Linked DNA regions of Homo sapiens: regions 1, 2, 4, 5, 6 and 7 are each linked to region 3. Evidence: chromatin loops called from intact Hi-C (ENCODE). Cell type or tissue: endothelial cell of umbilical vein. All regions are shown on one strand. Region 1 overlaps CRB1 (crumbs cell polarity complex component 1). Region 2 has its middle 34 kb from the start of C1orf53. Region 3 overlaps LOC105371677 (a long non-coding RNA gene). Region 4 has its middle 85 kb from the start of NEK7. Region 5 overlaps DENND1B (DENN domain containing 1B). Region 6 overlaps DENND1B (DENN domain containing 1B). Region 7 overlaps DENND1B (DENN domain containing 1B).

Region 1 (4,000 bases), 1.1 Mb before region 3:
CGATTGTGGTGGTAGTCGCACAGTGTATACCTTTGTACACCTAACATGATGAATTATAAGTGAATTACATATCAATAAACTCAACTTTAAAAAAGTGGAAGTGACCTGGACCTCTGTTGCCTCTGAGATGTCCATCCTAACCCCAGTTTCTCACTCTTCACCCTACTGTAATCCAGTTTCTATCTCCACCACTGCACAAAAAACTCATTTTGTTAAGGTCAGCAAAAACATTCTGATTGCAAAATTCATCCTCAGTTCTTCTTATGACTTCTCACAACTTTTAGCATAATCAATAACTTCTCCTTTGAAATATTTTCCCTTTCTCTTCCACAATGCTGCTCTCTCCTAATCATGCATTCTTAGCGTGATGAAAAGTTCCTCAACCCCCTAAATATTGGTGCTGCTTAGATTCCCATATTTAGAATACCTTTCTCATTTTCTATTTACTTATGACTCGTTTGTTTTAAAGTAAAGTTGAGCATTGTAAACAAGGGCATCACTTTTGTATTTTAGGGTATTTACCTTTGTATCAATTGGAAGATAAATTTGAAAAAGGCAAAACTGAAGGAAGGCGGGTAGGTTGGGAGATGATATGGAGAAGTGATGGATATCCAAATAGTAGGGCTTTGGAAGATAAGGATAGATTAAAGAGATGTAGAAGAAAGAATCAGTAGGGCTTGGCAATACATTGAACACAGCTAGGACAGGGAAATAGAATTGTTAGATGAATGGTCAAATTTATGGTCAATTTATACAATCTGAATAATGGTGGAGTCATTCGGCAAGTCAGCGAACATAAGAAAAGGAAGAGGTTTGGGTATAAAGTGATTATTTCAGCTTGGAAAATAATAAGTTTGATAATCCTATCAGGAAGATATTTAAAGAAATCAATCTGTATCCCAGGGAAGGAGTAGAGGCACTATATATACATATTTCCATTTATATGACATTCTGGAAGGGGTAAAATCCCAAGGACAACAGAGATAATAGATTGCCAGGAGCTGGGGTCAGGAAATGATTGTGTGTGTGTGTGTGTGTGTGTGTGTGTGTGTGTGTGTGTGTAATATGCAGATATAGACTATATATGTGACTATATATATGTATAATAGTTGTCTATTTCTTTCAGAAGTAAAGAAGGATTCAAGTCTCCATGTATTTCTCTATGTTATTCTCTCCACTTGCAATGCTCACCTTCTTCATCTGTTATTTCCAATTCATCCTCCATGAAATGATTCAGATGCCATCTACTTGAGGAAATCTTCCTTGATTAGCCCCATTCCCTCAAGCCCACCTTTATCCCCTAACTCCACGCTGTTAGATGCACATTTTTGGACATTTTAATGTCACATTTATAACACTCTAATGAATGTAGCATTTAGGGTACTTTAATGCAACTGTTGATTAGTTTAGTTGTCATTTTCCCACAAAAGATTGTCAGCTCCTTGATGTCTTTCATCTGTGGAACATGAGTGTTTTTTACAGTGCCTGGCTTATAGGAAATAGTCAAATAGGGTTGCAGCATTACACTGTTGGAAAGAACATGGTGTAAGAAATCAAGTAGATATGAGTTTGAATTTTGACTCTGCTAGCCATAGTCTGTGTGCTTGGTTAAATCGTTCAATCTCTTTGAGTTTAGGTTTCTATAAAATAGAGATTATAATGCTACTTTCCTCATCAAGTTTTTGTCATGTATTAGTAAACTACTGCCGCATAACAAATTTTCCCAAAACTCTGCAACTTAAAATAATGTCCATTTATTATCTCACAGTTTCAGTGGATAATGGCTTAGCTGTATTCTCTGCTTCAGAGTCTCTCACATGGCTACAATCAAAGTGTCCTCCAGGGCTGGGGTCTCCTCTGATGGCTCAACAGGGAATTAGTCCACTTCAAAGTTCATGTGTGTGGTTTTTGGCAGGTACAAATTCCTTCAGGGTGGTTAGACTGAGGATCTCAGTTTCTTGGTGGCAGTGAGCCTTCTCTAACAATGGCAGTTTGACCACAGTCATTATGAAACAGAGTCTTCTGGCAAGGTGGAAGTCAAGATCTTTTGTTACATAATCACTGAAGTGATATCTCACGACCTTTGCCATATTCTGTTGATTAGAAGCAAGTTGCTAGTTCCAGTCCAGACTCAAGGGGAGGGGCTTATCCAAGGATGTGAATGCCTGGACATGGGGATCATTGGGAGCTATAGAGTCATATAGAACTCTGCCTACTACATGTGAGGACCAAGTCAATAAAACCAAAAGATTCACTAGATGCCTAATATTATACATGGCAAGTGCTCAAACAGCTATTTATGTCCAATGGATAAATGAACTCATCCATCAATCAATTGTTCTGCAATTAACCGGAGTAACCACTAGATGGTGGTGCATCCTTCACAGCATTGTGCCATAAAAGTAGGGTCAGAGATTTTGAATGTAAGAGCTTTTTTTTTTTTTTTTTTTTTAAAACAGATAAGGTCTTGCTCTGTCACCCAGGCTGGAGAGCAGTGGCGCAATCTTGGCTCACTGCAGCCTGCAGCCTCGACATCCTAGGCTCCAGCAATCCTCCCATCTTGGCCTCTAGAGTAGCAGAACCAGAAGTAAAAGAGCATTTTTTTTTTTTTGATGATGATGATGATGATGTAATACACAAAGACACATTTTAAAAACAGAAACTATACACTCCTAACTAAATCTCTTTTGTATCTCTGGAACTCTTACAAAACCTATCCTGCTTCTTCCTTCCAGAGTAAATTATAAAATGTGCAAACAAAATAAACAGAAACTCCTCTCCTCACTTTGATGTACAAGGTTTCTCACTCGGATACTATCCAGCCCTGATTTAAGGTTTCTCACTCAGATACTATCCAGCCCTGATTTAAGTTTCCTTTTGACTCTTAAAGACTTAAAAGCTTTTGTGTTTCTGTTTTGAAATATGTCTGTTATCTTTTTCTAAATTAAAGTAAAACATATTCATTGTAGAAAATTTGGAAAATATAGAAAAGAAATAAAGGAAGTTAAAAATTCTAATCGCACACCTAAAAATACTTTAGTATATCTATTCTGCTTTCCTTCCCTTCTTTTCCTCTCTGTTTTTCTCTATTCTTCCCTTCCCCAACACACACATACATATACACAGAGAAATTGAAATTATATTATATATAGTTTTGTATCCGAATAAATTGCTACCTCACAATATCTTTAAACTTCCTTTTTGTAATACAATTTTTGAGTCCTTGCCTTTTACTGCTGTGTTTAAGCATATATATAGCTATTATTATACCATTTGTAGTGCCTTGCTCCTACCTTCTCATTTTCTGTTATTGTAGAGTGTGGGTTTTTTTAAATTGGTGTTTTAAAAATAATTTTTGTATTTTTTGTATATTATTTTGTTGATGTTTATCTCCACCAGTGTTCTGGAATTTCCATATTTTGTTTTCATTAGGCTACTTTTAAACTTAAAAACATTTTTTAAATGTTTTAATCTATTCTCCTCTAATTACCAAGGTCAAAGTGAAATCATATTGTTTTGATTGCCCACTATGTAAGACAAAGAATTTAGCATGTTTTAAATAAAATTTCATCTTTTCCATGATAGCATGGTCTTTGCTAACATAATCATGAGCTTGGGAACAAATTGTTGTCATCCAATTATTATTTTAACATTTTGGAAATTTATTTTTGAAGAATAACCTTGAACAATTTGTCGTATTTTGTGTCTTCTGTTTTGCAAAATGATTTAGCCATACTTTCAAATTGAACTGGTTTTAATGTTTATGACCAGTTCTTTAATAATCTGCCCACTAATATTTGATAATGTACTATTTTATGCTATTTAACTAATATTCTTCCCAATGATATTATAATTTTTCCCTTAGTCACATGAAGTTTATCTTTAAGTATTTTTAGGCTATGCACTTATCATAAGTAGTATCTCTTTCTGTTATCTACAAATTTGAATGACAGTTTCTCTGTGCACAGAATTTCAGGGTCTCAGTCTTTTATATTCAAAA
Region 2 (4,000 bases), 600 kb before region 3:
GAAGAAATACTGCTGCTGCTCCTAATATTTATCAACAAGGAAGGAAGGAGGGAAGAAAGTAAGGAAGGAGGAAGGAAGGAAGGAACAAGGGAGGGAGGGGGGGAGGAAGGAAGGGAAGAAGGCATTTGGTTTTTGTGTTCTTTCTGAACAGCATGATCTAGGAAGCTCTATGTCACTAGAAATGGCAGAACTTTACCGTATAAGAGTTGGAGGGCCTGTATTCTACTTAAAAATAGTTTTTTACAAAATATTTTTAGAGTTTGAGGTGAAAAAGGGAAAAAAAATGAACTGCTTTTTGTATCACTTTCAGACTTGTAAAACATTTTGACTGGTAATATGTTTCCATTTTCACAAAAATACTTTATTTTTTTGAGGTGAAGTGGGAATGAAAAAGCATAAGGAAGAAAGTTATAGAGGAGGCAGAAGAAAAAGGAATAATGATAAGCACAGGAAGGGAGAGTGGGATTATTTTTCTCAAGAAATTTGCATTGTGCCAGAAATTTCAGAAGGAATCAAGTCTCCAGCCTTAAGACATAAAACATTAATGGGAAAGATTAACATAATACCATTATATTTTCAAAGTCCCAGTCAAATCCATCAGTGAAATGCATGTTCCTATTGTGCATGTATTATAATAGGTACATTTTTGTAATTATTAAGTTCTTTAAATAAAATTATTTCCTTCTACTTTTTCATTCCAAAAAATTTCATTTATTGCATGTAAAAAAATGCAAAAACATATATAGAAAACACTGATTCTCTTTTAGCCCCAACACTGAGGTAACCCAGGTCATCGACCTGGTGACCACCCTCACTTCTCCCTTTACATATAAAAGCATGCAAAGGCAATTTGAAGTTTTTGTTTGTTTGTTTGCTGTTTCAAACATCAAATATACCATAAATATTATGCTGGAACTTACTTTATTCACTTAGCAGTACATCACGGACCTCTCATGTCAATAGATAGAAATCTAAATCATTTTTTTAAACAGTCACTTAATAATATTCCATTGTAAGAGCTTACCGCATTTAAATATTGCCCTATTAATAGATAATTATATTGTTTCCATATTTTTACTACCACAATTAATGCCACAATAGAGGTTTCTTAATGTGGCCTTAAATAATGATATGCATATATGTATATATATGTATATATGTATATATGTGTACATATATGTATGTGTGTATATATGTATGTGTGTATACATGTATGTATATACACATATATACATATATATACACACATATAGGAAAGCCATTTAAAAGTGGAGTTGGCAGGTCAAAGAGAATATATATTTAAAATTATAATAGACATTGACAGCTTTCTTTCCAAAATGTTTGCAATTTATATTCCCACTAACAATATATTACAGTGTCCATTTTCCCATTTATGTCTTATCAACAATGAATATTATAACACTTTTTAATTTTTGCCATCAGATAGGAAAGATTGTAAATTATCAAAAGAACCGTTCTGCAGTGTTTTCCTCAAATTGAATTCACAGTCTATCTGTTTAGGTCTCTGGCATCTATAGCTGGTTTGCTTCATAAGGTCAGCATGTAGACTGGACTTAAGCAGTGGTTTTCTTTGCCGTACTCTGAGGTCCCAGATTGACTACAGGAGACTGTATCATTGGAATTGAACTACCAAAAAAAAAAGCATGTTATATAGGTTAATACCACCAATTGTCATATATGAAAGATACCTTGATATTCACTGGAAACAAAATAATAGAAACACAAATCTGAGGGGTTGAAGGAGCTATCCAATGCTTAAATCTTAACTATGAAATCTCTACCAATTTATTATTTCACCTCTGCTTAAATTCCTCTAATGATGGAAAACATACAAAAGCAGACAGCCTATTCCATAATAATAAAGCTAACTTTTATTGAACGTTTATTCTGTACCAGACAGAATTGTAAGTGCCCGGCAGGAAGTATCTCATTTAATCCTCACAAAAACCCAATGGGGGAGGATTTACTACTATACCTATTTCACAGAATAAACCAAGGCACAGATCACACAACAGGCGAGTGGTTGTATTGGATTTGAAGTCAACGGGAAGCCGTACTCAACCTCTACACCCTACTGCCTCCCAGAGGCAGGTTTAGAAAACTGTGAATGCTAACTCTCTATACAAAGCCCAACATTTCTTCCTGTAGCTTTGTTGCATTGCTCTTACTTCTACTGTGCTGGTTTCCAAGAATTCTCTTTAAACCTTTGCATACGAAAATACTACCAATATTTGCAAATAGCGATGAGATTATCTATTTGTCTTTAATTCTAGAAATAAAAGTGTGTTTAATGGAAGCCAAAGAAAAATCAGCTCATAGAATCCACCCAATGGCAAGAGAGAGAAAAGATAAGTGACCAAATCTCTTACTTATTGCAGACACCAAATCAAGCTAGCTATGAGTCTTTATAGGAAATAGGGCTAAAAATTTCAGGAGGAGGAACCAAGTCTCTAGTCTTAAGACATAAAACACTAATGGGCAAGATTAACATAAAACCATTATATTTCCAAAGTCCCAGTCAAATCCATCAGTGAAATGCATGTTCCTAAAAGGACTTCCAAGAATACCTCAAATACCAAAGGATTAAGGTCCTTTAGTAGTACAATGACAAATGAGAGTACAGCACTTATAAGAGACAAGTTTAATAATGTTCCAGTTAGAGGAATTCAAAGATAATGGAGGGTACAATCATAAAATTAAAACAACCAAAATTTCCACATTTATCACAAGAGAATGGATTCCGTAGAAACACAAATAGAAAACAAACAAAACTAGACGGCATAAATCAGCATAATAGAAGTAAAGTGTGCCTGTGATGAACATCTGGTATGTCAGTCAAAGATTCAGCAAGAATACACTAATGTAAGGCTGACCTTACATATGTAAGGACTCTCTCTCTCTCTCCCTCTTTCTCTCTCTCTCTTTATCAACATATGCTTTTTGCTCTTAAAATACCTCATATTTTCCATTTATAATCTCTTTAGTCACAGAACTATTTCTCCTCACTTTTTTTCTCTATCCTTTGCACTCTCAGAAAAGAGAATAAAATTAGCATTTTTCTTAAAATCCAGGCCACATTAACATTATAGCTCTTTTATTTTGCTAAATTAATTTGTACATATGTGAGGTCAAGAGCTCATGGAGTTTTATTCCTGCAACTGCCTTGCATTTTTTCACTACTTATTTTTCAATGCATTCATCATCACTTCTTTACATTCAAGATAACAGCCTAACCTGTATTGCAGTCTTGCATTGCAATAATTTAGAACTAAACACTAAACATTCCTTCCAAACACTAAAATAAAAACTACAAAGGAGGAGCTTTGTTAGGTGATTATGGACTTTGTGTGTGTGTATTCCATTTATCTGTAATTTGTAAAAAAATTTATATATTTATAAAAATTTGGTTTTATTTATTTTTAAGTAGTGGACTCTTAAGATAATTGTTAAATCTATCTGAATATCCCTTTTATTGGTTTGCTTTCAACTTGGTTATTAATTATTAATTGAATAAATTGAAGACAATTTAACCAGATACTATCACTTTGGAGATTTTGAAATATTTTGTTTTCTAAATTTAAGTGAAGTAAATAAGCTTTTTAAAAATATGGACTTTAATGAAAAATAATATATGTATTTTCAACTTCTGAACCACTATGCTACAGATAAAACATAACCATTGATGTATCTATTTATTTCATAACTTTTAAACAATTGTTTTGTAGAACATATAATAGAGAATTGGCTAGCTTGAGACAAACATTTTAAATATACTTACAGAATAACTTTTTTCCTCTTTGCATCAGAGAATGTTAAGGTTAAAAAGACTTACAATTTTCAAAAGTTGTGCTATTCTTATTACTTGGAATCCTTTTTGTCAAGTCTTTTACCTATTCTTCTATTGGCTGTCAGGATTTTACTTAATGCTTTGTAAAAAAAATTAATGTATACTTTGGAAAACTTGCCATATTTACTAAAG
Region 3 (4,000 bases):
ATATAGGTTAACTGTCATGTTTTCTTAGGTTCCACTTGACTGTGACAATTTTTGATGACTATGAAAATTTTGAGATGTAGTTGCATTTAAAAAAATAAGTATATTTAAATCTGTTTTTTTTTTTTACATAGTAATGGGGTCTTGATGTACTGCCTTAGACTGGCCTCAAACTCCTGAGCTTAAGCAATCCTCCTGCCTCACCCTTCTGAGTAGCTAGGACCAAAGGCATGTGCCATCATGCCTAGCTAAGGAGTACTGGTATCTTGTCCAATGTACCTCAGTTGGGATTTGCCTGATATCATGGTTAGGTTGGGTTTATGAGTTTTGGGGAGGAAGACCATAGCCATAAAGTACAATCAAAATGACTTATCACTATTAATGTTAACCTTGATCACCTGGCTGAGGTGTGTTTGTCAAGTTTGTCTATGGTAAAGTTATTCCTCCCCACTTTTTCTGAATTGTGCCGTTTAGAAGGAAGTCACCGTATGACTTACATGGAGTGAGGAGTTATGCTCCACCTTCTTGGGTGGGGTGACTTTTCTGCATAATTTGGGATTCTTTGGACAAAAGATGTGTCTAATCTCCCCCCATTTTCTTATTTAATCAATTGTTTTTATTAGCAGGAACTCCTGAATATTTATTTTAGACTTTGGATTTCATAAAGTTTTTAGGTTATGGAAAACTCCCTTGATTTTATTTAGATCTCTTATCTTACCAGCTCAGCTCTTGCCACTTCTTACCACATACTCAAAATTCTAGGCACAGGAAACACTTCTCTGTTTGCAGACATGCCACTCAGACATCTCTCTGTCTTCACACACTATTTCTTCACCTGGAATTCCCTTTTCCATATACTGTAGTTGAATTCATGTCAGTTCTTTGAGATCTAGCTCATATAACTGCCTGGAAATTAGACTTTATTTTCCCTTCCTTGGAAGTTTATGTATATACCTTTATAGTAGTATTTATCACATTATCTAATATTTGTTTGCTTGTTTATCTTCCTCACTATATTGTGAAGTCATTGTGATACAGGCTATTCCTTACTCTATTCTCCAGTAGCTAGCTCTCTGCCTAAGCAAGTTCTTGACAATATACAATATTTGAATGGATGGACAAGAAATAGAATTTCGCTAGTTAATGAAGCTGATTTTAGAAGGACTCTCTTGAGTCCTTTCTTTAGAAAAATGACATCGTGGTTCTGCTGTTAATACAATATACAATTTGAGTTGTTTTTATCTTCTTATAATGATGTGTTTATTCTGATCATGTAGACTTCCATATGCAGTAATCTTTTAAGATCAGGCATTTGTGAGATGGCTGTCCAGAGTGAAGAATGCAGTTCCTAGCCAAAGAGCAGCCTTTCCCTCTGTGAGGAGAACATATCCCCCAAGGCAGGAATGGAAACCAGAGTGACCTTGGCCTCATTAGTAGACTGCCTTAACCAGCTGAGCTAACCAGCCAGACTACAAAGATGGCAGGAAAGAAATCTAACAAACATAGACATTCACTTTGTAACATATAAAGTACAGTCTGTATTGACACACACAAACTGGCTTGACTGTTTTGACTGTCAAGTAGTCAAGAAAATATTTAAGTCAGTCAAAAAGCAGTCAAGTTGCCCAACAAGCATGTCTGACTTTCTTTTTTTCTCTGACTAGATTTTGAGTGCTGATTTGACTGGTTTGTGTTTGTAGAAACAGTCACATTTTCCTTGCCAAAAGAGAATGCTTTTTTTCACTGAGACTTAATGAAATAACTGTTACATCATATAAATTCATTTCCTTAAGCATATGTGTCAGACTATCAAATCAGTTAAGGAAAAGTCTCATCTTTTTTTCTCTTTGAAATTATGGATGGGCTAGTTTGGTTCCAAATTAAGTGAATTCATAGTGCCATCTAGTGCTTCAAAACAGAATTATCGGAGCAACTGTGGAGATACCTTAAATCAGGCATTGGCTTTAACACATTATCTTCAATTCTATGTTTAAAAGAGTCACCTAGCTGATCCAGGCTAGCATTTTCTTTTTTGGATTATTACAAGTTGATTGGGTATTGAAGTTTTATCACATTTACTGATGTGAGAAGTCATTGATTAAAGTATAGCTTGAAAAGAACCCCCAAAACATAACCAAAAACATATATCCCTTTTATTTTTAAGAGTATTAAGGATGAAACTAACCCACAAATAAAACCAAACGGTGCTTCATAAGATAGATGATGAAAATCACAACCATATATAAATTAAATCTCCTCCCACCCAAACAAGATGAAGTAAAACAGAGGATCGATGTGATTTTATTTCATGTGCTTTTGAAATATACGTTCTCAGAGAGGCTTTAGAACCGAGATACAAAGAGGAAAATGTTCACTGAAGAGAATAAACAACACATAGATGAGAGAATTGTTTCCACCTCAAGTAAACAAACAAACCTCTATTTTCCAAACAGTTTCTGCCTTGATTGCCGTCCATTCCTTTATAAAATGGTGGCAATATTTTCAGAACTTTATGTAAAATTTATGAGGGAAACAGGCATAGTTAAGACACTCTTGATTTGGAACCATTGCTGATCAAGGGACAAAATGTGACATATTTACATATTTTTCTTCAGAATTGAAATAGAATAATGTTTTCTATTTCTCTGCACATTAAAATTTTAAAAGCCCTTGCATGTGTTATTTCATCTCCCAACCACACTGTGCAGTATCATTAGCCTCATTTTAGAGTGGGTAGCCGAATTAGCATTCAAACCCTGTCTCATACCCTCCAATGCACTGACAAAGCTACATGTGCCTTTGCCTTTTTTTTTCCTTAGGGGTTTTTGAGAGCTTAGATCTGAAACAGTAAGAAGAGGAGTAGGGTTAGGAAGTGAGTGTAAGGGGAGGAAGAATTAAATGCATACATAGGGAGAGAGGGTCACTCACACTGCCTGCAAGAGAGGCAAGCAGGGAAAGCCTTATGCAAAGTTTCATACAGAGCGTCATCACCCATGGTGTCAGAGTTATCTAGAGAATGGGACAATAATTACGACTGTTGTAAACAATCCAGCCTTAATGAAATATCCTTAAATACAATATTCAGAAGTATCAAACACTAAATGAGAATTCCTAAAGAGTGGATGAAAATTCAGTACAGAGATCCATTAACGTATTGAGTAGCTTTATATCAATTGCTGCTAGTCATATGTAATCAATTTCTTTTTCCTACCCATTCTTGTTCATTTCAGATAATTCACTTTGGTTTTGATGTTACTAGAGATGCAAAGTTGTATTTTATAAATATTTTTCAGTTAAAAATTGTTTCATAGTATAGGTTTTAAAATGTGATAATAAAGCTTCATTTTGAATAGAGTTTTGCTTTAATCATTGTAGATCAGCCTTAATGTACTCAATTAAAAGTAGTTTTCTCATTATCATAAATGTTCTAATATGCATTTCCACCTATCCCTAATTGCCTATCCTAGGGGAAAGTCCTTTGCCATTGCAGCACTAAGTCACCGTAAATGAAAAAGCATGCTTAAATACTAAAATATTTATGATCTAGTCTACTTGCATTATCAACTCATCACAACTTATTGGTAAGCAATTGCAGTGCCTCTTGGCTAAAAAAGCAATGCCAGAAGTGGTAAGGCTCATGCTGACAGCTGTGTCTGGGCTGTTGCTAGCTACTTCAGTACTCTTTGCCCTTGGCAAAGAACTTAGCGAGAGAACAATAAAACATATTGTTGTAAAACAGTAAAAGGTACCCAGTTTGCCAGTTTGCATATTTCTCTGCAGCTACCCATGATACAGGTAGCTATGGGCAGAGCTTGCAGCTTTGCCAGACTTGCTGGCTTTGAACAAAAGTATTTTGTTTCAGGCCATTCTATTGGGTGGGTTCCTGTGGGTATTTTGAGGAAGACTAGGGAAAGAGGTGTTTGTGTGTTTGTGTGTGTGTGTGTGTGTTTTACTTTGTTTTTACTGTTTTTTAACAACAAATCATGAATTAATTTACCCCATA
Region 4 (4,000 bases), 390 kb before region 3:
CTTAAAAATTCTTTTTTCAGTATTTCGAGGCAATGGGGTTTGTCTGTGAGGTTTTTCTTTTTTTCAAATTATCACAAATCTCCAAAAAAAATTTTCAATATATTTTTTTGAAAAAAATCCATGTGTAAAATGGACCCATGCAGTTCAAACCTGTGTTGCACAAGGGTCAACTGTATTTATTTTTCCTTAAGTTTTTGTCTGATTTTATGATTCAAATCATTACAAATTTTGAAAAACAATTCAGCAATAATCTTTGAACATTGCCTCTCTTCTTTTTTTTCCTCTTTCTGAAACCCCTCTTAGATACTCATTGGATCTTCACATTTTACTTCCATGCCTTATAACCTCACTATACTATTTTCTATCCTTTCATGTCTCTGTCTATTTGAGTATTTTCTAGGTCTGTCTTCTAGTTTACTAATTATATTTCCAACTGTCTAGCATGTTATTTAGCCCATCCATTTGGTTTTAAGTCTCAATCACTATGTTGTTCATTTCCAGCTATTACATTCAGTTTATTTTCTATTCTGTTTTTTTTAAATACTATCATATGTTTCTTGTAGTTTCTACCTCCTTTTGCCATTTAAATTATTTTAAATAAAACTATGTTATGGTCAATTTATGAGCAGTATATTAAGTTCCTGAAATGCTAATCCTTTTGTTTGTTGTACCTTCTGACTCTTACTCATGCTCAATCATTTTTGCATGTGTTTTGTAATTTTTGTTCATGAGCTAATCTTCAGTGGATTTTGGGTTTTTTATGACAGTTCTCATGTCCTGTTTGTTGAAGGGTTGAGACAAAACAGTTTTAGATGTGCTTCTGCCAGGCAAATGGATACGGTAGGACCATACTGGGGACAACATTTATATATATATTTTTTTGCATTGAGAGAGTCTCTCACTAAATAGATTAAATTCTAACTCCAAATTGTCACAGGACTGTGACATGCTTTTTTTCTATATCCCTAAACTCTGGACAAAGATAAATTTTCTTGCTACACACAGAGACTATTGAGGAGTATTTTTCTAGTCTTTCATTGAGAAGATAGCCTTTTGAGAAGCCTGGTTTTATATAGGGGACTGAGTTCCAATTACTACATACCTATGCACCAAAGATTTTTTTTTTCTATTCCTGAATGGTGTTAGAATCCAACTACCTTGCTAAGATCCATTTCTTGATGTGACAACATTACTGTATTTCTTTATGGTCCTGTTTTTCCATTCCCTCTTTTGCTTCTGTCACTTGGAAATTTCCCTTTCTTTTCTTTCAAGCCCAATTTTATATTAATTTTTATTGTTACTGTTTTATTTCATGTATCATTGATAGTATTTTAGCTCCTTTTTATCACTGCCTACCAATTTGCCCCCACAGAAATTCTAATCATTTATACATTTTGAAGTTCATTTCTTTTTTTCTTGAAATTATCCCTGTTTTCTCTGATGGCATTTTCCCCACTTTCTGTGCTGAGGTATCTGAAATTCCTATTTTTTTGTTTATATTTTTGAATAAAAAATTGGCTCACTGCAGCTACAAACATCCAAGCTTAGTCAATCCTCCCATTTCAGCCTCCTGAGTAGCTGGGACTGCAGATGTGTGACACCACACCCAGCTAATTTTCTTATTTTTTGTAGAGATGGAGTCTCACTATGTTGCCCAGGCAGGTCTCAAACTCCTGGCCTGAAGTGATCCTCCCACCTCAGCCTCCCTAAGTGCTGGGATTACAGGTGTCAGCCACCATGCCCAGCTTGGTGTGGGGTTCTTCTGTAGTTTCATAGTTCTGTTTTATGACATGCCACTCCCTTAAATAGGAAGGCTAATTCTAGACTCCATAATTTTCCCAGACCTGTTGGAACCTTTGTTATTACTACAGCTTTACCATAGGATGGAGTGCTTTAGTGTGTTTTACCACTGGATGGAGCTGCCTTCTCTTTGAATTAATTTCCTCAGTGACTGATGTGATGGTTTATCGTTACCTTTGACTCTATTCTGCTCCTCTTGCAGGCTTTGAAAAATATATTAAATTCTTCTCCAGGTAAAAAAGCAAGTTTGAGTTTTATCCTTGAGGGCTAAAACATATACTTCATATACTTTGTGTATGAGGAGGCTATGAGCAAAGGAAAGCTGCCTAAATGATTGGGCTATGCCAACAGCAATTATATATTTAATTGTCACCATAGTCCACTCCTTCTCTTGGTGGTAGCTGCTTCTGAACTAATAGCTCTCCAGGACCCTTTTGACAAGAGCCATTCTTACTTCTGATGTTTTGGAATAAAACTTTTCCTGACTTGTTTTCTTCATCAACTTGAAATTTTCTGGCCCTTCTAACTTTCCAGCCATCTTATGGTTCCATTCCTCTAAAAACACTGTTGTCTTTTCAGTGGGACCTCCTTAATGAGGAGAAGTAGATGCATGTATTCAGTCTGCCATCGTAAATCCGGAGCCCTTATCAATATTTTAGAAGCAAAGCATTTAAATAAAGGAGCAAATGTATTTTAAAGTTTTTATAGTAATTTGAGTAAAGCATACAAATATAAAAGTGAACAAATATAAATGTACAGCTCAATGAATTTTTATGAAGTGAATACCCATGTGTCTAGATCATGAAACAAAATACTGCCAGGGTCCTGTTTTGGCAAGGGAGATACATAAGATTTGTTCTCAAAAAAGATCAGACTTCTACAAGTGGATAAGTGACTCTCTCAGCTATCTCTTGGCCAATTTTTGCTCCTTCTCCAGTGGGTAAATGAACATTTTGAATGTTATTCCATTTTCTGGTTTTATTGAAAACTATCTTTGGACACTTGCAGGTTGTCACAAGCCATTTCTTCCCTTTAGCCACTGAACCACACTTGCCTGAAAGATTTTGGACTATTTCCTAAGGAGACTATTTTGGTCTTTATAACATATTGTCCTTTTACTGGTCACTGCCATCAGAATGAGTCTAAGTGTCTCTTTCAGATAGTTCAGAGGTTATAGTAGTTTCATCTTTCTAGTATAGAAATTTGAAAAATTTAGAGATGTATCAGGATTTTATATAAATAAATATGCTGAGTAGTAATACAATAAAATTTTAAATTTCCCCATAATTAGAAAGTTGCAAACATCATAATGCTCTACACATAGTTGCTAATAACTGTGGAATTCTTTCAGGTTTCATTTCCAAATGTTTAGTCAATCCTATCAGCTAGAGATTTCTTCAGGCCGCTTTTCCGCCTAACTCAGTCCATCTTCGGTAACTTAACTATTACATGCATATAAAATCTTTTTTATTGCTCACTGATCAATAACTTGTCATGGCTTTCAAGTTCATTCGGATTATTTCTCATCTTTTTTGAAATAAAAAAGTTTTTGGATTATTTTTCATCTTTTAAAGCAAATGGCTTATGTATAGATTATGATTGAACTTTTCGTTTTCTTCTGAAATAATTGTCTGCTCTGGGGTTTTCCTTCTTCTCTGCTGCCCATCTTTCTTTTATCCTGGAGGCAAGATTTGTTCACGGATCCAGAAACAATTCCACATAGCAGATGAGAAGGGCATGGAACACAGGGGAAGGGGCAGCAGGAGTTAGCAGTAGGAAAGAGTAGAAAGGCAGGTATTCCAGACCATTATTTAGCTGAAAGCTATAGGACACTACTGAAGGATATTAAGCAGGGGAGCAGCATGGCATCCCAATTCTTACCCATTCTGTATAGAGAAGAGAGAGTCCAAAAACCACAGTTTCCTTCATGCTACACTCTAGTTCAAAAACTTTGAATGCCCTTCTATGGCCTTCTGAATCCACATCAGATTTCCTTCAGATATCTAGGTGGGTGAGGTCACAAATCACTGCAATTAATATTAAAATGTTTTAACAATGCTAAATTATGATTATAAATAAGATGAACAAGTACTATGACAAGTTAGTGATATAGATTAAATCGGAATTAGGTCATTATGGGCATGAGCATTCATTAAAGAGATGAAAATTGAGAGTTATATCTTAGCAAATATATGTGTAT
Region 5 (4,000 bases), 950 kb before region 3:
GTGTCATACATACTAGTTCCAGGAAAACTGCAAAAGACTCTGAAAGGAGCAAAATGATTATGAGGTGTCTGACCAGTGGAATTATGAATGCTGTCTAGAAGGTCCTGTGGGGGTTATCAAGTTTTGTAGTGCTCTGCATCTTTCATTGTCTTCAACTATCTTGCCAGGATATAATTGGACAAATTGTATAACCAACGCCTTATCTTAAGTGGCAGTAATGACAATCCACTAGAATGGAACAAAGAGGTTGTTGTATTTATGCAGTTAATGCCCACAAAACCCTCCCAGGAAAACTTACATGCTGTCTGCCTGAGAAAGTCCAACCTTATTGGGGTAAGGAAGGCCTTTTTCTAGAAAACCAGGAACCTTAGCAAATTTGGAGAATCTCAAGAGGAACTCACCTTAATTTACAGATGTTTCAGGTAAACCATATGGTGGCAAGTTTTCTTGGGCTTAGTTGCTTAGCTTCAAGATAGCAAATAGCAGAGACTATATAGGCTCAATCTGAGGTTTCTTATGAAAATTTACATAAGTAAGGAAATTCTGAAGGCTTAGCTAGTCAATACTGCATGGCTCTAGATTTACAATGCAAACTCAAGAAGGCTTAAATGGTTAATTAGCTTTCTGGTTGCCCCAACATAAATAGGCCAAATCTAGTAAGAACAGTCTTCTTTTTGTGACTAAGAACAATCTTAGAGATTATTATGAACACAAGTGGGGAGACTGTCGGGAAAACTGTGAAAGACTTTGAAATGGGCAAAAAAAATATTGCTATCCTCCCAGTGGAATGCTGAGTGCTGTCTAGCATTCTTTTCCAGGTTTTTCTGATACTATACAGGTCTGCACCATTCATAGGTTCTATTTTTATAGCTCTGTAAAGATAGAAATTAACTTGTGAAAGACTGACGGTAATGCAAATGTTTCTTGTCCATAGAGATGCAAGTAAATTTTGTCCAGTGAAGATGTAATTATTACATTGTGGATATTATGGTTTTGTATCTGTCAGCATATACATTTCAGTACTCGAGTGTTTCTCTTTTTCAGATTGTCCTTTATACCACCTTACTGGGGTTTCCATATTAATTAATGAGCTAATTAAAATATGAGTCATAAGTTTATTTTTATTGTAAAATTATTCTTTAGGTCAGGCAGAAATGTTTTCTGAATAAATGAATATCTTTATACATAGTAGGTAGTTTTTGCTGAGAACCTATTAATGAACTGATAAGAAAAACATAAAGGATAAAGTACTATACTAGTTCACTGACATAAACATTTTTAGTGTCCATGAGGCACAGAAGGGTATTATATTCATTCATTCAACAAAGATTAAAGAAATGCCTGCTTTGTGCCAGGCATTGGGCTACACGCTAGAGCACAGTGATAACTAAGAAGAGGCCCCTTGTCCTCATGGATATTATATTCTAGTAAATGAGACATGAATTAAATTGAACAGTCATACAAATAAGCATAAAAATTATGACTTCGGTTAATTTGTACTAAACTATGATTGCTATGAAAGCCCTTCAGGAAGTTGACCTAGTGTGGGAGGTCAAGGGAAGTCTTTCCCTGAAAGATATTTGAGTTGAGCTCTGAAAAGTTAGTAGGTTAGTTAGATGATGGAAGATGTAGCAATATGTGCAAATGTCCAGTGGTGGGACAATCAGGGCAAATACTAAGGAATGAAAGGTAACTATTGGTGCATTGTGGATTGGGGCTTATGTTGGTACATGGGATTTTTTAAGGGGCCCATTAAGACTTGCAGTTATCCTCTTAATCACTAGATGGCAGACATATATTAAGAAGGCAAAAGCTGGAAATTTAAATTCAAGGGGGATTATAATAGTAAGGTGGGGGAAATCATAGATTTAGCAGGGAAGTATGGGAGATGAGAATTTAGTAGGGGCAGGCAGGCATGGGATAGCCTCTGGACTTACAGGTCCTGATAATGAAGAGCAATAGAAATCCATCTAATCAAGAAATATTTATTGAGAACCTACTGAAAGCTGCTACTGCGTATTCCCTGAAAGTCAGTAGCTGTATCTCATTTTTCTTTCAGTTCTTAGCATCTCTTCACTTCAACATCCATTAAGCACTTATTACATGCATACTACTGCCTTCCATGCTGTGAAGCATAACAAAATAAATGAAAAAGATGTTCCCTTTTCTCAAGACACTTAAAAAATATAGGGTGAAATGCCAAAATACTACATATAGTAGAGCAGTTATAAATAAAAACTTTATTCCTCATTGTATGAACATAATTGATAAACTTTTTGATCATAGATGAAAATCTTACATTAAATGACCATTAATACTGATAAGTAGTGTCAAATTGTTGATGTTCCTAAATAATGAAAAAATAGGTCCAGTCAGCTAATAATATAACTGTAACTACATATTATAAACATCGGTAAATTCTGAGATCAAATAAGAAGGTATAGAAGTTTCTGAACTGTACAGACCTGGTGTAGCTATCACATTAACACTGGTTATTTCACTAGTCATGTTGATGCTGTGCAAATTAGTAACTCTCTTGAAAGACAGTACTGTGCAAAACAAGGGTACATTTTTTTGGATGTAAAATACATCATGAGAAAACAAAATAAGCAAAGTTTTATATCATTCTGATACAAAGAATTAAGAATAAAATGGGGAATTGGATGTCACACAACCTCAATTAGACTGCTCCTAGGGCCTAAACACACATAATTGTAAAAGTTTTGCTCCCCTGAAAATGTAAAATGTCAAGTACACATCTAATATATGTAAAAATTCATGAAGTGAACATTCGTATAACAAGGGATGCTTGCTAAGAATGTGAAAAGGTACTAAACTAATGAAAAAGGCTATCAGCATGCAATACAACTTACTAGAGGAGATATTCTACTAGAAACACTGACCCTACAGGTGGACACTAAGTGAAAAAATATATACTGGTAAAGACAAGAAGGAAAAGTATTTTATATGAAAGAAAAAAATGTAAGAAAATGTACACAAAATGTGACAGAGGTAGAAGGACCAAGACACAAAATCATAGAACTTAATGTCTGAGGAGATCTCAAGAAATAAGTTTAGTTTCGTTACAGTAAGCAAAATAAATCTTTCTTTTCACTGCAATGGTTTCCAGAAAGTGAATCAGAAAGTAGAATGATGAAAATCACTCCCCTGATGCACCAAGGAGACTGTTAACCTTGCAGTTACCATTTTGATCACCAGGTGGCAGACAAATATTAAAAAGGCAAAATGCAGGGTAAATTTAAATTCCTGGGGTTTGGGAGGGGAAGGAATAAGGGATATAGGCAGACGAATGAGAAAATATAACTTTTTAGACATAAGAAAATTAAGATGCTTGTAATACATAAATTTTTTGAAAGTAGGTACAATCTGTACTACCCTCCATTTTACAGTTGAGGCAACTGAGATCCAGAAGTGTTACCTTGCTTATCTAAAGTCTACAACAAATCCCCAAGCTTATGTATTTTGCAGCCTAAGAAAAAAATACCTGCATGAAATAATATGTGAATAAATTAAATAATAATGTATAATTATAATAGTGACATCTTAAAATGCATGGCAGTTTATAATTCAAAACAAGCTTTAAAAAGATGTGTTTTAATTTGTATAGGTAATAACTAAAGAGTTAAAAGACTTACCCATGATTGACTTGCTTCAATGTGTTAGCTACTTTATGTACTGTATTTTATTTCATTTAAATATCTACTATACAACAAATTTGGTGAACATTTTCTCTATTTTACATATTAGGAAACCAAAAGATTAACAAAGCAAAGTGACTTGGGCAAGACAAGGTAAATCATAAGTGACAGAATGTGACTCCAACCCAAGTGTTCTGACTCATGAACAGAACTGTTTTCATCATAACTATGCTAGATAAATAAGTCCAGAGAGACCCAGAAGAAATAAATGTCCAAGAACTAGCCTGAGAAAGGCTAGCTCTAAAAATGGCAAGCTATAAATCTCATTTTTTAAGGCAAGT
Region 6 (4,000 bases), 940 kb before region 3:
AAGTAAAGTCTTTCTGAATTTGTAAATAATGGTCCTTAGTAAGTTAAGAGGAGATAAGTGATCTTGAAAGCTCTAGATCAGCAGGCCTAGCACAAAGTAGGTGTTCAGAGGAGGTATACAATCTCGAAAGCTGTAAACCAGCACACGCTAGATACTGGTTGTGTTGAACTGAATTAGACAGACTCTCCATTATGGTATGTCCATTATGTTCACAATGCATTAAATGCTTATTAATGCTAAGTTGGGGTCTGTTCTAGAATTTGACTAAAGAAATCTGCATATTAGATTTTAGAGAGAATATGAGAAATCAGAACTGACCCCTTTACAGACTGCTTTTACTGAACACAGATTAGGAAGTTTAGTTTCTATCTAAAAGATCCCAGAAACACAGTAGTTTATAATTCATTTCCCCATTGTTAATCAGAAACTACATAAAAACCCATTCAATGGCAGCACTCTATCAGGGATTCTAAAAGACTGTCTCTCACTGAAGTGTGTTAATAGGTAGAAAGAAGGTCTTGTATTCACAGGAGGTCTCATTATTCACCTGTGTTTATATGTAGTATGGTTGTGAACTGTTAATACTTTTAGCCAACTTTTAAAGATAGTTCATATGCCAAGTAATTATATCAATTTTAAATTTTTAAAATACATTGTTTCATTATTTTTTTCTGGTCTTTAATATTTGAAAATGCAAATTCTACCAAAGACCCTGCACTAACTTTTCAGGACCAAAAGATTATTGATCAGTGCAAATACAAGTTTTATAAGACTATTAAATAGTATTCTCAAAACAAAATAAATAAGTCAGTAACCCTTTGATAAATGGTAAGCTATTTGCAATTTCACTTTTGTTGACAGGGTTTCAATATTTCAACATTTAAAAAGGTTTCTTAATACATGACAAGTCTACTGTATTATCAGTAAGACACAGAATTCAGTTCCTCTCACTAACTAATGTGAAGATGACTTTTCTAGCTGGGATAAATAATTTAGAAGTCAGTACTGAAGAAAAGAACCATATTATTTTCAATCACCTTAGTAAATTATGTTTTCAAAAAATATACAGCTAAGGGTTAAAATATTTGTTAGTAAAATAATTATAGCTGCATTTTATTTCTCAGATTTACCATATTAATATATAATGAACATAAATGTGTATGTGTGGAATCACACATAAGTAGAGTATTAAAATGCTTCTGGTGTTAAATGAATCAAAGGTCTTAACAGAAATTGCAATTATATTTTGGTGTCAGAATCAAATAATACTAGTTTTCAAAAGCATTTACTATAAACGTCAAAGACACTAATAAAGGCAAAAAGAGAACAGATCTGTGAAATAACTGATATTATATTCATATGTTAGAAAAGCCATAAAGAAACTTCAGAGAAGGTTGAAAAACATAGTCCTATTTTGTAATTAGTATAGGCGCACAGGCCAACTTAAGATATTTATGTATTATTCTAGTGTTTTATGTTAGGAAAACATGTTAGGAAATATAACAATGTGTAGCAGATACAAATCCAGCTCAAATTATAAGATCCTATTATACCCCCATAGTTAGAGATCTATTGACATTTCTGAAAATTCCTTTCTCTTGGGGGACACTAATAGGCAGCAGCAGTAGCCCTACAAAGAAAAGACTGGTTTTTCCTTTCATCAACACCAGCATTGATCTCTGACAAACTTTAAAAGCAGCTCTATATTCAAAACCAGAAGAAAATCAGCATTTCTTTATCCTAAGATTCTTGGAAAACAATAATAATTTGTTTACAAAAGGTAGGCACTTTTGGAATAGAGAACTGTTGTTAATTTAATCAAGACCCCTTACAAACAAAAAAGGCAACAGGGAAAAAAAACAAAGTCAAATAGGACAGAATATAGGGAGGAAAAAATATTAATGATGTGATTACTGATGTAAAGTCTAGAATGGTAGTATTCACTAGATTTACTAAATGGAGAAATTGAGTACCTTTGTTTTTGTTTCAAGACATTGTAATAAATGTCAGTCATTTCTGGCAATAAATTTGAAGAGTAAAATTACAACATTAAGGTACATGTCAACTTTAAAATGTCTCAAAATATATACTGAACATGTTCACATAAAAAGATTATCTTCCATTATATGTTATTAATATACTAGTATTGTTCAGCAGAGCTAAACATTTTAAAAATGAAGTCCAAGCAAGTTATTGAAAGGAGCTGGTTTTGAATTATTTATTTGATAGAATTATGTTCTTGAATAATCTTATGACAATATAAAGGTCTCAATGTGTATTCTGTTGTGTTTCTAAAAGACACACTATTCTGAAAGGCGCTAAAAATTTTTTGTGTAACTATCTTCTTTTAAGGAAAGTACTACATAATGTCCACTAGAGGGCACCCTTGTAATCCATAACTGATTTAAAACAAACATTTAATTATAATCAAATTTAATATTTTGGAAATTAATATTATTTCAACAGAGAAACAAAAGAGAAAAATAACTTTCTGTCACATTAACAATATGGAGAGTGTATTTTTCAAAGTGAACTCAAAAGATCAATTTATAAATTATTGACATTAGTATTAATATAATTAGTCTACATATATCTTTGGAACGCTGACTGCTAAAATGTGTTTTCATTTAGGCAGTATTTTTTTTATGGACATGGACGTGTGTTAAAAGAAGAACATTCACTTAACTTATTTCAAAAGAGTTGATCACTTGAAGGTTTTTTTTTGTTTTTGTTTTTTTTCTGAGGCAGAGTTTGGCATGATCTTGGCTCACCGCAACCTCTGCCTCCCGGGTTCAAGTGATTCTCCTGCCTCAGCCTCCCGAGTAGTTGGGATTATAGGCATGCATCACTATGCCTGGCTAATTTTGTATTTTTAGTAGAGATGGAGTTTCTCCGTGTTGGCCAGGCTGGTCTCGAACTCCTGACCTCAAGTGATCCGCCTGCCTCGGCCTCCAAACGTGCTGGGATTACAGGCATGAGCGACTGTGCCTGGCCTATCGCTTGAAGTTTTACAATATTTTCTTATTACTTTAACATTTCAGCTTGATAACAGTGTTCTCAATACTGAGCCAAATTACACAGTGATAAAAATAAAGATTGTCTTGCTTATCATGATTTGATTCAATTATTTGTATTATTTTGTAAACGTTTATTTTACAAAGTAAAGTATTCTTTCTAATTTTCTGCCCCACTCTCACCCCATGTAACAACTATCTTTCTTTTTTTGATTTACAATCACTTTTTTTTTGGTCAAAAGTAAGTGGTTACTCTCCTCTATAAACACTGAGTACACCATTTCTTTCCTGACCAGTAAGGCAAACTATTCAATAGATAGTATTTTTCCAAAGATCCCAACAAGTATACAGTTTTCCGAAATCTATTACATCATCCGAACAAGAAACATTGTATTTAATTACATTTATTTTATTCCCAGAGTCCAATGAATTCCTATGAATGAAAGTGTTTCATAAATACAATACTATAAACCACACCCTACTAGGTGTGGACATCCCATCTTTTCTTATGCTTAGGAACTAAGTAATTTAAGAGAACCTAAGATATTCTTTTCTTATAAGTTTCACAGAAAATTACATCTGTAGCATTTTAAAATATGACATTTATTATATATAAAAATAAACTATTTGATTGCTCATATTTTTAAATAAGATGCTAACATATTGAGATTTCTCTTAAGTCCCTGTTCAATCAAAACATGGCTTTGAAATGCTTTACTTGTAAGTCTCTGCATGCATAAAAGTATATATGACTTCTGAGCATATTTTAAAATATAAAAGTATGTTACTCATCAACTATAAAATGAACTCATAGCTATTGTGCTATGTTCCACAAATCCATTAGAATGTTTTATAAACCATTAAATACATAAAGATCCAAAAAGACAAAAAGTTTCATTTCTAAGTGTGATATCACCTTGTATAATGGATAAAAATATAAAATCACAGATTATATTTTATGCTTAAAACATTCTTATGGCCGGGCG
Region 7 (4,000 bases), 770 kb before region 3:
AGCTGACTGCACTGCTCACATGATTATCTTGAGCCAACCAGGCCAAATAGGTTCTGGTTATCCTCCTATACTTGACTGTCACACAGCTTATGTTGCTTGCAAGTTTGCTTGATTGAAGCAAGATTGATTGCCACTCTGGTAAGAAGCTGGAAGGTGACCCTAAATTCTTGAAATCTAGTGATGCTGCCATCGTTCAGATGGTTGCTGGAGTGTTGAGAGCTTCTCTGACCATCTCCCTCTTGGTCATTTTACTGTTCATAATATGAGACAGACAGTTGCTGTGGGTGTCTTCAAAGCAGTGGACAAGAGGGCTGCTAGAGTTGGGAAGGTCAGCAAGTCTGCCTGGAAAGTTCAGGAGGCTAAATGAATATTATCCCTAATACCTGCACCCTAGTTTTATTCAGTGGTTGAAGAACAGTCCCAGAAGTATTTGCCTGAATAGGCCATTTTAAGTTTAATAGTAAAAAACTGATTAATGATAGCAATGCATTATAAAACCTTCCGAAGGAAAGGAGAACATTTTATGGAACATTTTTGGGTTTTTTTTGTGTGAGAGTTCTTAAGTTGTTAGTCTTTAAAATAATTACTTCTTAATGGAAATAACCTGACCAAAAAAAAATCTGTCATAGAACTTTGAAACCCATTAAAATATATTTTAATGAAAAAAATAGACTTAAACATAAGACGTGAAAAGTGTAAAGCTCTTAGAAGAAAACATGGAAAAACTTTCATGACATTGGTCTTCGCAATAATTTCTTGGCTACAACACCAATCATGGATATATGATACGGATGTTTATAAACATATGCACAGGCAACTAAGGCAAAAATAGACAAGTGGAATTACATCAAACTAAAAATCTTCTGCACCTCAAAGAAAACATCCTGAAGAGTGAAAGGCAACCTATAACATCTAAGAAAATATTTGCAAACCATACATATGATAAAGGGTTACTATCCAAAGCATATAAGGAACTCCTATAACTTAACAGCAAAAAAAAAAAAAAAGACCTGATCAAAAATTGATCAAAGGACTTAAACAGACATTTCTCCAAAGAAGTCATACGAATGGCTAAGAGTTATATGAAAACATGCTCAACATCACTAATTATGAAGGAAATGCAAATCACAGTTGGATATCATTTCACACCTGTGAGAATGCCCATTATCAACAACCAAATAAACAAACAAACAAAGATAAGTGTTGGAGAGAGTGTAGAAAATTGGCACCCTTGTATACTGTTGGTGGGAATATCAAATGCTACAGCAGCTATGGAAAACAGTTTCCCAAAAAATTAAAAATAGAACTACCACATGATCCAGCATTCCCACTCCTGGGTATTTATCCAAAATAACTGAAATCAGGATCATAAAGGGATATTTGCTCTTCCATGTTCTCTGTAGCATTACTCAGAATAGCAAAGATGTGGAAACATCCTACATGTCCATCAACAGATGAATGGATAGTGAAAATGTGTTATATACATACAATGGAAAATTACTCAGCCTTAAAAAAAGAAAGAAAATCCTGTCATTTGCCACAACATGAATGAATCTGGAGAACATTACACTAAGTGAAATAAGCCAGTCTCAAAAAGACAAATACTGCATGATTCCACTTAAATGAGACATCAAAAATAGTCAAACTCACAGAAGCAGAAAGTAGAATGCTGGTTGCCAGCCAGGGTCCGTGAGTAGAGAGAAATGGCAAGTTGCTGTTCAACAGGTACAAAGTTCAGTTATATAACATGAATAAGTTCTAGAGGTCTGATATACAACACTGTGCTTATAGTTAACAATACTGTACCATAAACTTAACAATTTGTTTATAGAGTAGATCTCATGTATCTGTGCCTCCACAATAAAAAAAAAAAAATCTCAAATCCATTCCCTTTCCCACTTTCTCTTTAAGCTTTCTCTAGTTGAGGTTCTCAACAGTTCTACTAAACAATTACCGTAGCCTTCTAACTAGTCTCTATGTCTCCAACAGGCTCCTTTTATCCAATTCAAAGCACCTAAATCTAAAGTTACCTCTTTAAAATATAGATGTGATGTGGAAGCCTCCTAAATATATACCATTTTATGGTTATTTCCTATTAGTCAATGCCAAAGCAGTTAGCATAGTATACAAAGTTCTTCATAATCTGACCAAACTACCTTTGTAGCCTCAGTATCAAGTTCCATAAATCCCACACTCCAACCACATGAAATTAGCAGTTATTTGAACAAGTTCTTGTGCTTAATTTAATATTTTGTTACTTCTTCCATTCCCTATGGCTCAAATTGGAGTTATCTGATGTTAATCTTCCTCCTTAATGCCCCATATCCTATAAATAATAACTCCACAGACAATCATGTAAAACTTCAGACTATTACAATTTGCAATGCAAAACATATTAAATAATCCTAGCTGGTTATATCAAAAGGAGGAAGTGAAATATATTGTTTACCTCTTAAAAACCAAAATATTTACAAGGGTCATAGGGTATGATTATCAAATTATATTTTTCAGTATGGATTTAAAGACATAGGTTGGGGCCTATAAAAGCAGTTGTTCTTGGAGATTCTTTTCTTTCCCTAAACTTTGCCTGGTAAGTTCATCCACAGAAGTAAATTCCATACCATCATCCTCTTCCTGAACTCCAGTCAGAGGTTTCCTTCTACTTAGAAGATATTCCTATTAGAATACCTGGCACATCCAAAATTAAAAACATCATCTTCCCTCAAAATATGATCCTCTTACCATATGCCTTATTTTTACATTTTCATGCTAACTTTTCCCTAATCTAACCTTTTGCAAACTTTAGAATCAGGGAACAACCTTTCCTTTATTAACACATCAATAACTAGTTAAAACCACATGAACTCTGTGTCTGCATTTTACAAAAATGACCACTAGATTGCATTGTTGTCTGGTCAAATAGGCTAAGGATATAGCTGTATGTTACCACTTAGTACTAATTCACCAAGATAAGCTGCAATATTGTCACTTATCTAGAAAAATAAACATAAGTAAACATGTGACTGTGTGTTTAAATAATTGTTAAAAGGTAACAAAATAATTCATACTTTAAATAAAACATTCACCATCACAGTTAGTTAAAATGCTTAAATTTAACAACCATGAAGTTAATTTTTGAAATTAGGTTCATTTAAAGGTGCCCAAATATTAAGCAAATATTGTATACTACTTAAAATATTTTTATGAAATATCATACCTAACATTATGTCTTTAAGATTTAAAATGTCTAAATATGTAAAGGTCTATTAAAATGCACATAATTTATCTGAATCAAAATGAAAATATATCTAATAAGTAATACCATTCATCTGGACTCTTTTAGCTGTCTCTTAATATACAAATGCATTCCTTTTCTCCAAAACATGGCAGCTGGGAATGAAAGATTTCAAATTATCATTTTCACATCATATTCCATCATCTTTTCATCAGTTTCTCCTAGCTTTTCTTTGAGCTCCATTCTTTTACAAGAGGTCTCTTTTTAGATCAGTCCATATTTCCATAATCCACACTGCTGTTTCCTCCTCTTCTCCCCAGGGTAGAATAACCCCCACATCCAGAACTATGGCCTACAACTGTCATTAAGCCTTATAACAATAACAAGATAACAAAAGATCGGGTGGAGAAGAGGCTAGCTGGTAACATATGTTGATCAAGTTCAATATTTTCAGCTAGTACACAATAATTTTAAACTTAAAAATTTTAATAATGAAGTACCTTCATACCTACTTCTTATCCTAAAGTGTATTTCAGGCTTAAATTTTAAATATTAATAAGTAACCTGACAATACTTCCTTTAAATCGTTTATCTATTAATAATGTGAAAGGGGGAAGGAAAAATAGAAATCACACCAAAGAGAAAGGTGAGATGGCAATTCATGGATAATTATTCATTTTATAACCCACTCAACTTAGCCTTATTTTGCTAAAAAAAAATTAGAAAAATTCCCCTAAAAGTCATTTTAAAGCAATATACAGTTAT

What was found. Hi-C counts contacts between places; a loop is a spot of excess contacts. Peaks named below come from ENCODE experiments on the same cell type or tissue, not always from the same donor. Only the 100,000 strongest peaks of a DNase experiment are listed, where the experiment ranks them.
Region 1: a loop joins it to region 3, with 25 times the contacts of the local background. A loop is called at or near these places in 5 of 110 quality-filtered maps.
Region 2: a loop joins it to region 3, with 4 times the contacts of the local background. A loop is called at or near these places in 11 of 110 quality-filtered maps.
Region 4: it touches region 3 in a loop (7-fold over the local background); 63 of 110 quality-filtered maps call a loop at or near these places.
Region 5: a loop joins it to region 3, with 11 times the contacts of the local background. A loop is called at or near these places in 45 of 110 quality-filtered maps.
Region 6: it touches region 3 in a loop (8-fold over the local background); 45 of 110 quality-filtered maps call a loop at or near these places.
Region 7: a loop joins it to region 3, with 4 times the contacts of the local background. A loop is called at or near these places in 3 of 110 quality-filtered maps.

The regions. Positions count from the first base shown.
Region 1 is chr1:197,397,874-197,401,873 of GRCh38, forward strand. The region is part of intron 5 of CRB1 (crumbs cell polarity complex component 1); the gene reads left to right. Among named protein-coding and RNA genes, the nearest start is that of CRB1, 130 kb to the left of the region's middle. In endothelial cell of umbilical vein, CTCF peaks have their summits at 2,363 (motif pointing right) and 2,565; a DNase peak (open chromatin) is centred at 2,348.
Region 2 is chr1:197,867,010-197,871,009 of GRCh38, forward strand. No RefSeq gene overlaps it. Among named protein-coding and RNA genes, the nearest start is that of C1orf53, 34 kb to the right of the region's middle. In endothelial cell of umbilical vein, a CTCF peak has its summit at 2,103; a DNase peak (open chromatin) is centred at 2,092.
Region 3 is chr1:198,463,855-198,467,854 of GRCh38, forward strand. All of the region lies in intron 1 of LOC105371677 (a long non-coding RNA gene), which reads right to left. Among named protein-coding and RNA genes, the nearest start is that of ATP6V1G3, 75 kb to the right of the region's middle. In endothelial cell of umbilical vein, a CTCF peak has its summit at 1,907 (motif pointing left); a DNase peak (open chromatin) is centred at 1,797; H3K27ac peaks cover 360 bases.
Region 4 is chr1:198,070,479-198,074,478 of GRCh38, forward strand. No RefSeq gene overlaps it. Among named protein-coding and RNA genes, the nearest start is that of NEK7, 85 kb to the right of the region's middle. In endothelial cell of umbilical vein, a CTCF peak has its summit at 1,894 (motif pointing right); no DNase peak of the experiment used is centred here.
Region 5 is chr1:197,518,120-197,522,119 of GRCh38, forward strand. The region is part of intron 20 of DENND1B (DENN domain containing 1B); the gene reads right to left. Among named protein-coding and RNA genes, the nearest start is that of CRB1, 250 kb to the left of the region's middle. In endothelial cell of umbilical vein, CTCF peaks have their summits at 1,779 (motif pointing right) and 3,216 (motif pointing right); a DNase peak (open chromatin) is centred at 3,242.
Region 6 is chr1:197,524,588-197,528,587 of GRCh38, forward strand. All of the region lies in intron 20 of DENND1B (DENN domain containing 1B), which reads right to left. Among named protein-coding and RNA genes, the nearest start is that of DENND1B, 250 kb to the right of the region's middle. In endothelial cell of umbilical vein, a CTCF peak has its summit at 2,359 (motif pointing right); no DNase peak of the experiment used is centred here.
Region 7 is chr1:197,690,269-197,694,268 of GRCh38, forward strand. All of the region lies in intron 3 of DENND1B (DENN domain containing 1B), which reads right to left. It also overlaps the pseudogene EEF1A1P32. Among named protein-coding and RNA genes, the nearest start is that of DENND1B, 83 kb to the right of the region's middle. In endothelial cell of umbilical vein, no CTCF peak of the experiment used is centred here; no DNase peak of the experiment used is centred here.